Regions from separate parts of the Mus musculus genome. Here all the other regions are linked to region 1. A link is a loop called in an ENCODE intact Hi-C map of the cell type or tissue named here. Cell type or tissue: left cerebral cortex. All regions are shown on one strand.

Evidence for each region. Peaks named below come from ENCODE experiments on the same cell type or tissue, not always from the same donor. Only the 100,000 strongest peaks of a DNase experiment are listed, where the experiment ranks them.
Region 2: it touches region 1 in a loop (6-fold over the local background); 4 of 42 quality-filtered maps call a loop at or near these places.
Region 3: a loop joins it to region 1, with 3 times the contacts of the local background. A loop is called at or near these places in 6 of 42 quality-filtered maps.
Region 4: a loop joins it to region 1, with 4 times the contacts of the local background. A loop is called at or near these places in 4 of 42 quality-filtered maps.

Annotation. Positions count from the first base shown.
Region 1 is chr1:77,512,689-77,515,188 of GRCm38, reverse strand. It overlaps Epha4 (Eph receptor A4), which reads left to right and starts at 101. Exons shown (of 18, transcript NM_007936.3): 1 at 101-248. The coding sequence starts at 158. In left cerebral cortex, CTCF peaks have their summits at 757 and 1,535; DNase peaks (open chromatin) are centred at 55, 681, 1,481 and 2,278; H3K4me3 peaks cover 2,500 bases; H3K27ac peaks cover 2,252 bases.
Region 2 is chr1:76,488,124-76,490,623 of GRCm38, reverse strand. Gm17751 (predicted gene, 17751) reads right to left here and starts at 1,491. Exons shown (of 5, transcript NR_038013.1): 1 at 1,410-1,491. In left cerebral cortex, no CTCF peak of the experiment used is centred here; DNase peaks (open chromatin) are centred at 75, 868 and 1,361; H3K27ac peaks cover 1,812 bases.
Region 3 is chr1:77,411,116-77,413,615 of GRCm38, reverse strand. The region is part of intron 5 of Epha4 (Eph receptor A4); the gene reads left to right. Among named protein-coding and RNA genes, the nearest start is that of Mir6352, 84 kb to the left of the region's middle. In left cerebral cortex, a CTCF peak has its summit at 1,189; DNase peaks (open chromatin) are centred at 1,114 and 2,209; H3K27ac peaks cover 670 bases.
Region 4 is chr1:75,810,813-75,813,312 of GRCm38, reverse strand. No RefSeq gene overlaps it. Among named protein-coding and RNA genes, the nearest start is that of Gm32622, 120 kb to the left of the region's middle. In left cerebral cortex, a CTCF peak has its summit at 973; a DNase peak (open chromatin) is centred at 964.

The sequences.
Region 1 (2,500 bases):
TTCTGCACTGCTATTGGTCACGAGCTCTGGACTGGCGGGTGTACGTCACGGGCCGGTCCCACCCTCTTGGCAATGTCTTCAGACTGCTGCACTCCTAACTTAAGCATTTATTCCACTGGGATAGAAGCGGCAGGAGCAGCGTTGGCACCGGCGAACCATGGCTGGGATTTTCTATTTCATCCTCTTTTCGTTTCTCTTTGGAATTTGCGACGCTGTCACCGGTTCTAGGGTATACCCCGCGAATGAAGGTAAGAGCCCGGCAGCCCTTATGCGGTCCGGGACCCGGAGGGGGTGATTCACTGATGAATGGTCTTCTGGAGCTCAGAACCAGTTAGGGTGGGGGGCGGGGGGTGGAGAGCGCGGCATGAGCCTCGCGTTCCCACTCCGGAGAAGAGTGCCGAACAGAGGGGATCCTCTTAAGTGGGGACTGAGGAGGATCAGGCTGTCTGAACTGAGAAGGGTGACCGATGCAAGCTGCCACTCTGCCCAAGTTTGTAGCGAAAGGCCAAAGTTTATCAGCATCCGCCTGCAGGGCCGGCTCAAGGCGCCCCGAGGGGATACACCGGGATTTGAAAACAAAACAAAAAAACGTGTGAGCAAAGTCCTCTACATCAGCAGCACAGGCGAGAAGGGAAACCCAAACGTAGAGCGCAGAGCGCCCGGCCTCTTGTCCAAGCCTTGCGAGCCCGGGTTTTTGCAAAGTTTTCCCAGCGCAGCGCTTCCCGGGACCCGGCTGCTTGGTCTCCGGAGCGCGCAGCGGTGGTGGCGCCGCTTGTCGGGCGCCGGTGACCTGATTTCTAGCACCGGGCCTCAGACACCTTTTTCTCCATCGGGCCGCGCACCCTGGAGGTTGCAATCTCAGGCCTACCTCTCCCCTACCCCAGATCCTTAGCTCATCCAGCAAAACTAGGGGACCAGTCAGCGAATTAAACATACCCCACTGTAAGCTTCTCTCTCCAGTATGGGGTACTGGACTAGTCTAGAAGGACAGGCATGACCGACGGGACCCATTCGTGTGCCGTTTTCTGTTTGTCTATTGCGACGTTCTGGAAGGATTGTTTGTCTGTTTTTCTGTCCGAGGTGAGGGGAGAGGTGGTGACCATTTAGTTTGTGATGGGCCTAGGGGGAAAGGAACACTCTCTGTGTCTATTTCTGTCCTTATGTGTCCCTGTCTCTCTATCTCTGTCTGTCTCTCTCCCCCTCCTCTCGTGTGTGTGTGTGTGTGTGTGTGTGTGTGTGTGTGTGTGTGTGTGTGTGTGTGTTTGAGGGCAAATGTGTGCCTGGCGCGGGTGTCTGCAGGAACCTGGACGTTTTGTGCCGGGTAAGCGAGTGCGCACAGTGTGTGAACGTGGGCTCCGGCCTGTGTTCGTGTTCCAACCTGCGCGCATTAGCTGTGCATCTGTCTCATCGATTCTTCCCACTCCGTACATCCATCTATCTATCCATCCAGCCAGCCAGCCTCCGTCTCCCCAGGCATCAGTCCATCTAGCTATTCCTGTGCAATCCACTATCATTTTTTCTGTTCCGAAGGAGGGAGCCAAAAACCAACTTAGGCTTGGCTAGACAGAGGGTACCCGGAGCTCTCCAGGCAGAGGTTTGGACCTTGTCGTACACCTGCCCACAGGCAGTGCCGGGGCGGAGGAGGGGACAGTGGGGGTAGAAGAGTGGTCTCTCCCCTACTCCGTCACATTCCAGGGGTTGTGGCTTCGATTTAGCACCTCGGCAGTTCCCGGGGCTTTTCCTCTGAGCGGAACCGCGTACCTCGCATTCTCCTGGCTATGGCTACTTACTTTACACACTTGTTAAGTGTCCCCAGAGACCTCTCTCGCCCCAGACCTAGAGGTAGTTAGAGTTAGGATTCTTTTTTTTTTTTTTTCTTTACCTTTAATTTCCCCTCTTTTTTTCTTTGGGAAGCAAGACTGGGCGCCCTAGACCAAAAAAAAAAAAAAAAAAAAAGGCGCTCGATGGAACCGTAGGCTAATGTTGAAAGCGGGGGGGGGGCGCGGGGGGGGCGCTGCACCCCCTTGCCCCTCCTTCCCTTAAAAATTAATTCATTTTGTTGCTTTTTATTCCTGTCACGTTTCCTTTTCTCCCTTTTACCCTCCCTTTCTACTCCCTCCCTTTTTTTGTAAATTGGGTCTTATTGTTCCCTTTGTGTCCCTAATCCACCTTACATAAATCCAAGTGGATGTAGCGGGCTTTTCTCTGGGGTCCGGGAGGAGAAGGGAGCACAGCTCCAGGCGGGAACGACCCGGGCAAGGCTCTACATTTTAGAATAATTAATAGACCCCAGGAATAAGGATCTTTCGGAGAGCTAGGGCAAAGGGGTTGGTTTTTAGCTTCCTGGATTTGAGGGATAGAATGAGAGGAGGTGGGCAGAATTCCAGGTCCTGGGGGTGAGACAGAGAGTTGGGGTACTCGGGCCGCCAGGACAGGGGCCTCCCATTCCCACCCCTCCCCCAGCCTGAAGAGCCAGCCTCCCTGATCAAATTAATAACCC
Region 2 (2,500 bases), 1.0 Mb after region 1:
GTACAATGTTAGCCAAGCAGATTCCCCAAACTTCCAGTGAGGATCCCTGGAATGGATGGTGCCTTCCATGTTCTTTCTTTAAAAGTAAAGAATGAAGGGCTCACATAAAAAGGGAAGCAGATAAGAAGCTAGTGGAATCCTAGGGAACAATCGTGGAGTAAGTGATCAGGAGACTAAATGCAGAGATCAAGATAGACGTGCTTGGATCTCTAACCAAATTTAAAGTCCTTTTTGCTGCAACCCTGCACGTGTCCAAATACATCACGGTTCACTTGGTCTACTCTGGGCTCCCCTTTTCTCCCCCTTCCTGGCCGTAATAAGCATGCTTGATTGTCAGGGCCTGCTGTTCTTAGGGCCAAATCAAAACTGCGATATTAACTGCTTTCAAAGATGCAGCTACCAAAGCAATAGACGAATGGAAATAAATCAATTCTGCATGCTTAAGTCCGGCTCCCTTTCCTGCAAGCCTAGTGATAGAGAGCCATCGCTCCCTACCCCCACCCCCATGATGCCTTATCATTTCGAGGTATGAAAAATAGATTGTGTCACAGTAATGAGGCACAGGAAACGGGAGCTTGCTATAAGCTGATTATACTTTGGATTGAAGGACTGGTTCTCATTAGCCATTTTAGATTGGACAGCATCCTTGAGCTGTAGTAATTACTGAAAGTAATTTTTGGAAGGGAGGGTGGGACAAGGAGAGACACAAACAGTTGCTCTGGACTGAGAAGAGGGGTGGAGAAAGAAAGACTTTCAGCCTGCCAAGTTATCACCCCAAACACTAGAGGCAGCTGTGCCTGGCTACTTCATGGTTAGGCAAGCCAGCAAGAAGAGGAGAGAGTGTTTTGCATGGAGAAATGAATACAGCACGAGAGGCCTATTTAAAGTTCAAGTGCTAGGGTGACTCCCTGGAGTTATGCCATCAACACACAGAAGCTCAGCTCCCATCCAATAATAAATTCAATGAAGGCAGGTTTCACTGCTAGTTATAGAAGCAAGCTTTAAAATGACAATCAAAGCAAAGTGACCTATTTTCTTGCTTTATTGAGTGGATGTGCAAGCTTGATCATTCCCACACACAATAGGATACATGTGTCACTTCTGTGACCCAGAGGTGCTCTGAGCAAACCTCTTGATGCACTGGGTCAGTGCAACAAGCCTCAGGAATGGATGGGTGCTGCTTGGGTTAGGAAGTGATGCAAGTGGGAATTAGAGAAATTGGGTTTCTCCCCTTGGAGGGGGCCCTAACTGTATACCTAGATATGCTGAACAAACTGTCTTTGTGGTTTGAAGGTATAATGTCTCCCATAGATAGATTAATGTGTTTGACCATTTGGTTCCCAGCTGAGGAGGTAGGATTTGGGAAGGTTCAGAAAAAGGAGCCTTAATGGAAAGAGTGGATTACTTACTTGAGGTCTCACAGCCTAGCAACCTGGAGGCAGGAGCTGTTGCAGTGGCCACAGGAGGATGCTGCTTACTAGCGTGCTCCTCCTGGCTGGCTCGGCCTGCTTTCTTATAGAACCCAGGACTATCAGCCCAGCGATGACATCACCCACAATGGGGCTGGAGCTTCCTCTGTCAATCACTAATTAGGAAAATGCCTTGCAGCTATATTTTATGGAGGCATTTTCTCAGTGGAGGTTCCCTCCATTTAGATAACTCTAGATTGTGTCAAGTTGGCATAAGACTAGCCAGCACAGTAGTCCTAAGGACATACTGTTTCTTAAATGGTCCTTGATTTTCCCTAATGTAAAGTGGACCACATGGAGTGGACTAAAGCCAGGTCCTTTCTTATATCTAAGGATTTATTTATTTATTTATTTATTTATTTATCTATTTTTCTTTAACAACTCTATCATTCTTTTAAAATGGTATGTGGATAGAAGTGATAATATACTACTGTCTTAGAAGAATGTGCTGAGATTTTTCAAAGGAGCCCTTTGTGGTGAGGAAGAAGTCCAGGAACTGATGAACACTAAGATTCCTTCTAGTGTAGAAGACAATTCTATACTGACTTGTAGTTCCCCACCCACAATGGGCTGGGCCCTCCCCGACTAATCACTAATTAAGAATATCCTACAGGCTTGTCTGATCTTCTGGAGACATTTTCTCTTTTTTATTTCTTTATTTTTATTACTTAAAACAATTTTTATATTTAAATATATTTTGACCATAGTCTTCCCCTCCCTCGAGTCCTTCCAGATCATTTCCCCTTCCAGCCCCACCCAACTTCTTTCTCAATGAACAAACAAAAAAATCCAATACAATAACAAAATACCCCCAACCAAAGAACCATATCCCCAAAACTCAAAGAAACAAACAAACAACAGCCAAACAGTTGATGGAAGCTTGGAGACACTTATGGAAGAGTTGGGGGAAGGATTGAGGACCCGGAAGAGGATAGGAACTCTACAGGAAGTCCAACAGAGTCAACTAACCTGGACCCTTGGAACTCTCAGAGACTGAGAGTAACCAAAGAGCATACATGGCTGGACCTAGC
Region 3 (2,500 bases), 100 kb after region 1:
AGCTGACCCCTTTTCCTCCTTCTTTCCCTTCCTCCTTCCACTGCTTCTTCTTTTACTTCACAGATGATTCCAGTATCCCTATAGCACTTGGCAAAGTCACAACTGTCCTGAATTAATCACCACACCTTAAACAATTCTCAATAACAATAGTCACAGATCTATTTGTTAAAACCAACAGGCTCCTTTAGCAAATGTTAAACGCCTTAACCTCTACAGAACAGCGTTTATAGACGTAAGACAGTAGAAGTAGCTAATAGAGAGGAAGGAGCAGGACTCTCCTTTGGTCAGTTTCTGGAGAAGGCTTTCCAAGTCTCCCCATGTGTAAATGTGGAAATTTGAATGTGGGAAGCAGGAGGCCAGAGCCAAACTCTACTGGGTGCATCTATCTCTCATGCTGGCATTTAGAAGCTTGGTGATTAAAACATGTTTAATTGAGGACCGTTCTAGATGCTCTGGCCGTCAGAAAGCTAAATGTTGTAGCATTGTCAGGACGATTAGCAGCTGTCTGGGAAACAAAGCAGCCCATGGCTCAGCCCGTTCATTTTGCAGCCTTGGGAGGCACAGAGCTCTCCAGCAGGGCTGACAGTGAAGGAGTAAAGCCCTGGTGGGTAGCAGTTAATCCTTCCCTCTCTTGGCCGCTCTGTCCAAGAGGCTTCCCTTACATATTCCAAATAAATTCTGGAGGGCCCTGTGGGTCATGGAGGAGCTGGCTTTGACAAAGGGTTCTCTATCCAAGTCACACAGACAGACTAGCTGAGATACTCAATAAATAATAACTCTTCAATTTAGGTGAGCTTGACATCATCACTCTTCTCACTAGAAGCATCTAAGGTGGAAAAAAAAATTACGCTTTTTTTGCAGTTACCAGATTTAACTACCTACGTCCTTATCTTAATACAGTTGTCTTGCTCAGGCAAATTCTTATAAAAAGACCACCGAGAAGGAAGGCTTGTTTTCCTGTTGCCTCAAACTGCCATTCTGACTTAGCAGGAAGTACATTCGTGGAGTCCTGTGGTGTTTCTGTTGGCAAGTGTTGGGCTACACTTGTCAGAATGCGCCAACGAACCTCTTGAGAAACACGCAGTGAAACAAACAGCTGAGAAGATACTCAGTGCAGGGGCACCAGAGCCAGGAAAGGAGCACGTGACTGCTTATGGAGTCCCGGGTGTGATGCTGGGACCGGCCCTGTGGTGGCACATGAAGTAGTGTCTGTTAGAAGGGAAAATGATAATGCAACCGTTGTCTGCGCCAAGCGCAGGGATCCCGGTGCTTCGATTGCATTGTTGTTTTTGAAGTCACTGTGGCTCTATTCTACAGAAGTTTCCCCCTTTCTAGACTTGTTTCGGTTTTTTCTGAGCAGGAAGGCTTATCAGGGATTTTGGATCAGTCTTTCTAATGATAAGTGCAATAATTCACTACCTGTACACTCCAATAACCCTAATATTTGTTTTATGATCTTGTCATGAAAAATGTTTACATAACACAGAAAAGTGGGCAATATATTCTTAATTTGTCACCATTGGCCTCATCTCATAGCAGACACCTGTTTGATGGTCACATCATGAAGCACAGTACCACAGAATACTGTGAATCTTCCAAAAGCTTCTCGTGAGCCTCTTACCCCTCCTCCAACTCCAAATACTATTAGTTGTGTGTTATCTTTATCTCCACTCTTCAAGTTAGTTAGCTCAATGTGAGGGGATTCAAAACTAGATGGTGTGTGATATGTGTGCTAGCAGAGGCCATGTGTACTGACTTGGGAAATTCGGGAAACCACCACAACTCCATGTTAGTTGCTGCTATTTCTGTGGAAAGGAAAGTTAGCTTAAGTATACAATTTCTCACTCAAGGGTATGGTAGGTAGCACATGTCTTTAATCCCAGAACTGTGGCGGCAGAGGCTGGTGGATCTCTGAATTTGAGGCCAGATTGGTCTACAGAGTGAGTCTCAGAATAACCAGGGCTACCTTCAAGACCAGAAACCCACCTATGTTAGCTTGGCCTTAGTAATAAAATTTCTATAATATTCCCAAATTGGCACCACTGTTGGGGAGCAAATGTTCCCATGAGCCCATGGGGGTACCATTTCCTATTCAAATCCTAACAGAAAGAAAGGAGATGCACAGCTTTCTGTAGACCAGTGGGTGAGGATGTGGGTGCTAGCATATGGCTATGAAATTCACCAGTTACGGAATTATCTTAAGGAAGCTCCACTACTTTGTCCTATATTCTCCTCAAGGTGGGATAATAATAGTGCCAGTTTCAGGAAGTTGGTGGGAATTAATTTGTACAAGAGATTTTGAATAAAGCTTGGTATATCACTGCTGCCTAACGTGGGTTCATTGCGTGTGTGTCACTATTGACATGTGGCGTGGAGAAAGAATCCTTTGAGTCAGGGGAACTTCCATTTTTAACTCTTACAGCTTTGATTAAATTATTTAATTTCTTTATGCTGGAGTTCCTGGATTTGAAACGTGAGTGATAATTATAGCTACTGCAAA
Region 4 (2,500 bases), 1.7 Mb after region 1:
GTTCTTATTTTTATTTTTGGTGCCAATTAGATGAGTTTTCCATCAGCATGCTCCCCCCCTTTCAGATGATCCATTTTATTCTTCTCTCTCCTTTATGTTGGGATTTGTTCCTTTGTTCTCCTTGTCTTTTACAATAACCACAACCTTATGAGATCCACTGATCATGACATTGGCTAACTGGGAATCTTGTATTGTCTCTGATAGATCTATTCACGGCCCCCTCTAGTCTTGTGATTCTGAATTCCTCTACAACCAGAGAAGAAAGTCTGGCTCCTGAGGGCCTGTGGGATCAGTCAGGGTAAGGTGGGAGCTACCAAGAAGCAGTACTGAGCAAAAACTTCAGGCTTTTGGTCCCATTCCCGAACAACTTGACTCAAAAAAAAAAAAAAAAAAAAAAAAAAACTTTTTTTTTCCCAGCCAAAGCCAGCTGCCCAAATGTCTTCCTGGACTTTCCAAAGATGACTCCTTTGGCTTCCAGTGAGTGCCAGCTGCCTCTCAAGATCAAGCTCTCATTTATAAAAGAAAAAAGATCAAATCAAACAAAGCGAACACTGTCAGTCAATCAGAGCTGAACAAATGCACCCACTTAGCTCCCAGCTCAAATTGGACCTCCAGATTTGCGCTATTGAAAAGGAAATTGGCCTCACTTGCTTCAAAACAGCCCCAAAGTGGGGAAATTAATACAGAAGACGCCAAGTCATAATGAAATCTGGCAATGGTAGTGGGTTGTGTGGTATCATCCAATTACAGCAAACATAGACACTGCCCAGAAGGGAGAAGCCAGTCTGGACAACAGGCAAAATTAGGACCCTACACAGTAATTACTAACCAAGAGAGAAAATGTGTAAGGATGGTACAAAAATCACAGCTTGATGAATGCAAACACCCCAGCAAACACACAGAATCTCTACTCTACCTAACTTCAAAATAAATGGTCTCAACACATACCGGCCCATGAGCTCCTCCTGCTGACGAAAGCCCTTTAAAGCCAGATGTGGCTTGGGTGTTACCTCTTCTATTGCCCAGCATGGCCCCTCTGTAAACCCATAGTGCCTACGAATGGATGCAGGTCTGGAAGAAACCTTCCCCTATCCCTAACCTGGTGTATTTTCCCTCTCCTGCTGGTAGACTATACAGAACTAGTTCTCAAGGGCTAAGCCAAGATTAACCCTCAGTAGATGGAGGTCTTCTGGAGAGCCAAGATGATAGATACCAAGAGCCCAGGGTGAGAAAGTACTGGAGAATGGAATAGGAAAATGGAGAAGGAAAGCAGTAGAGAAGATTCCAGCTGCTCATCCAGTGTCCAGTCACATGAACTGAGCAAGCAAGGAGAAGGTAAAACAGTATCTGCTGTGCTCTGGACTCTGCCTGAGTGCTTACTCGGGTAAGGTTGCTTTAGGGAGCCCTCAGATCTCTTCCACACCTAGGGGAACATCAACAGAGAGCTGCTGCTGGCTGAGGTGGCTTCCACCTGATCTTTCAGTTCAGAGTTGCATCCAGGAGTCAGTCATTCATCTGTGAGATTGAGGGTCTCAGTTCCTGAACTTGGTAATTGGCAAGAACTAATATCTCACTGAGGCATAAAAAAAAAGGGGGGGGGACAAGAGGATGATCCATTTTCTTAAAAAAGATTAGTAGGTTATAAATACAGCCACTGTTTGATACAAAAACAAAAACAAAACAAAACACCTGGGAAAGCCCAGGTTGTAAGGACTCTACAGATCAAAATTGCATCCTATAGCCTTTGAGGGTTGTGTGTTTGAAGTAAGACTTACTATTTTGGGGACTCCATCCCTGGGGAGATATAAACATCTATGCCCTCCTCATAAGATCATATCTTGAAACCCTAGCCCCCAAGGTTCATCCTAGGAAATCAGTGAATTCACTGGCTTACTTAGAGAGTATGAGTGAGAAAGAGTTAGGGCAGGAGTGTGGGTGATCCATAGGCAGCCATGCTAGAATGCCTTCACTCAGAAGAGATGGTGGATTTCCTATAGCCAGAGAGATGAGCCCTTTCTGTTAATCTTTCCCCAGCCCATACACCCTAGCACATCCAGAGCTGTGTGCATACAAACACCTTGGACCTGATCCTGGCTAGAATCTTGGGTGACACTGTCTACACTAACCTTCTGTGAGGGGAGGTGAATGGCCAACAGGCTAATCATGATGGTCTCTCGTAAGCAGCATGGGTGATAGTGAAGAGATCTGATGGAGACTGTTTTGCTTGGAGCAGGGCACTCCTGGCATTGCATTTAGGAAACTCAAGCTGATTACCAAAGATATTCAGGGAAGAAACTGTATGACTAGTCTCTGTGGCATGGATCCTGTCCGTGACAAATATGATCAGAACACAGCAGAGCACAATTAAAGCTCATGTTGATGTCAAGACTACCTATGGTTGTTTGCTATAACTGTTCCATGTTAGGTTCATTACAAAACTCAAGATACTGAAACTATGGTAAGATACTGAAAGACTTCCTGTGCTCAGGACCATTAAGGT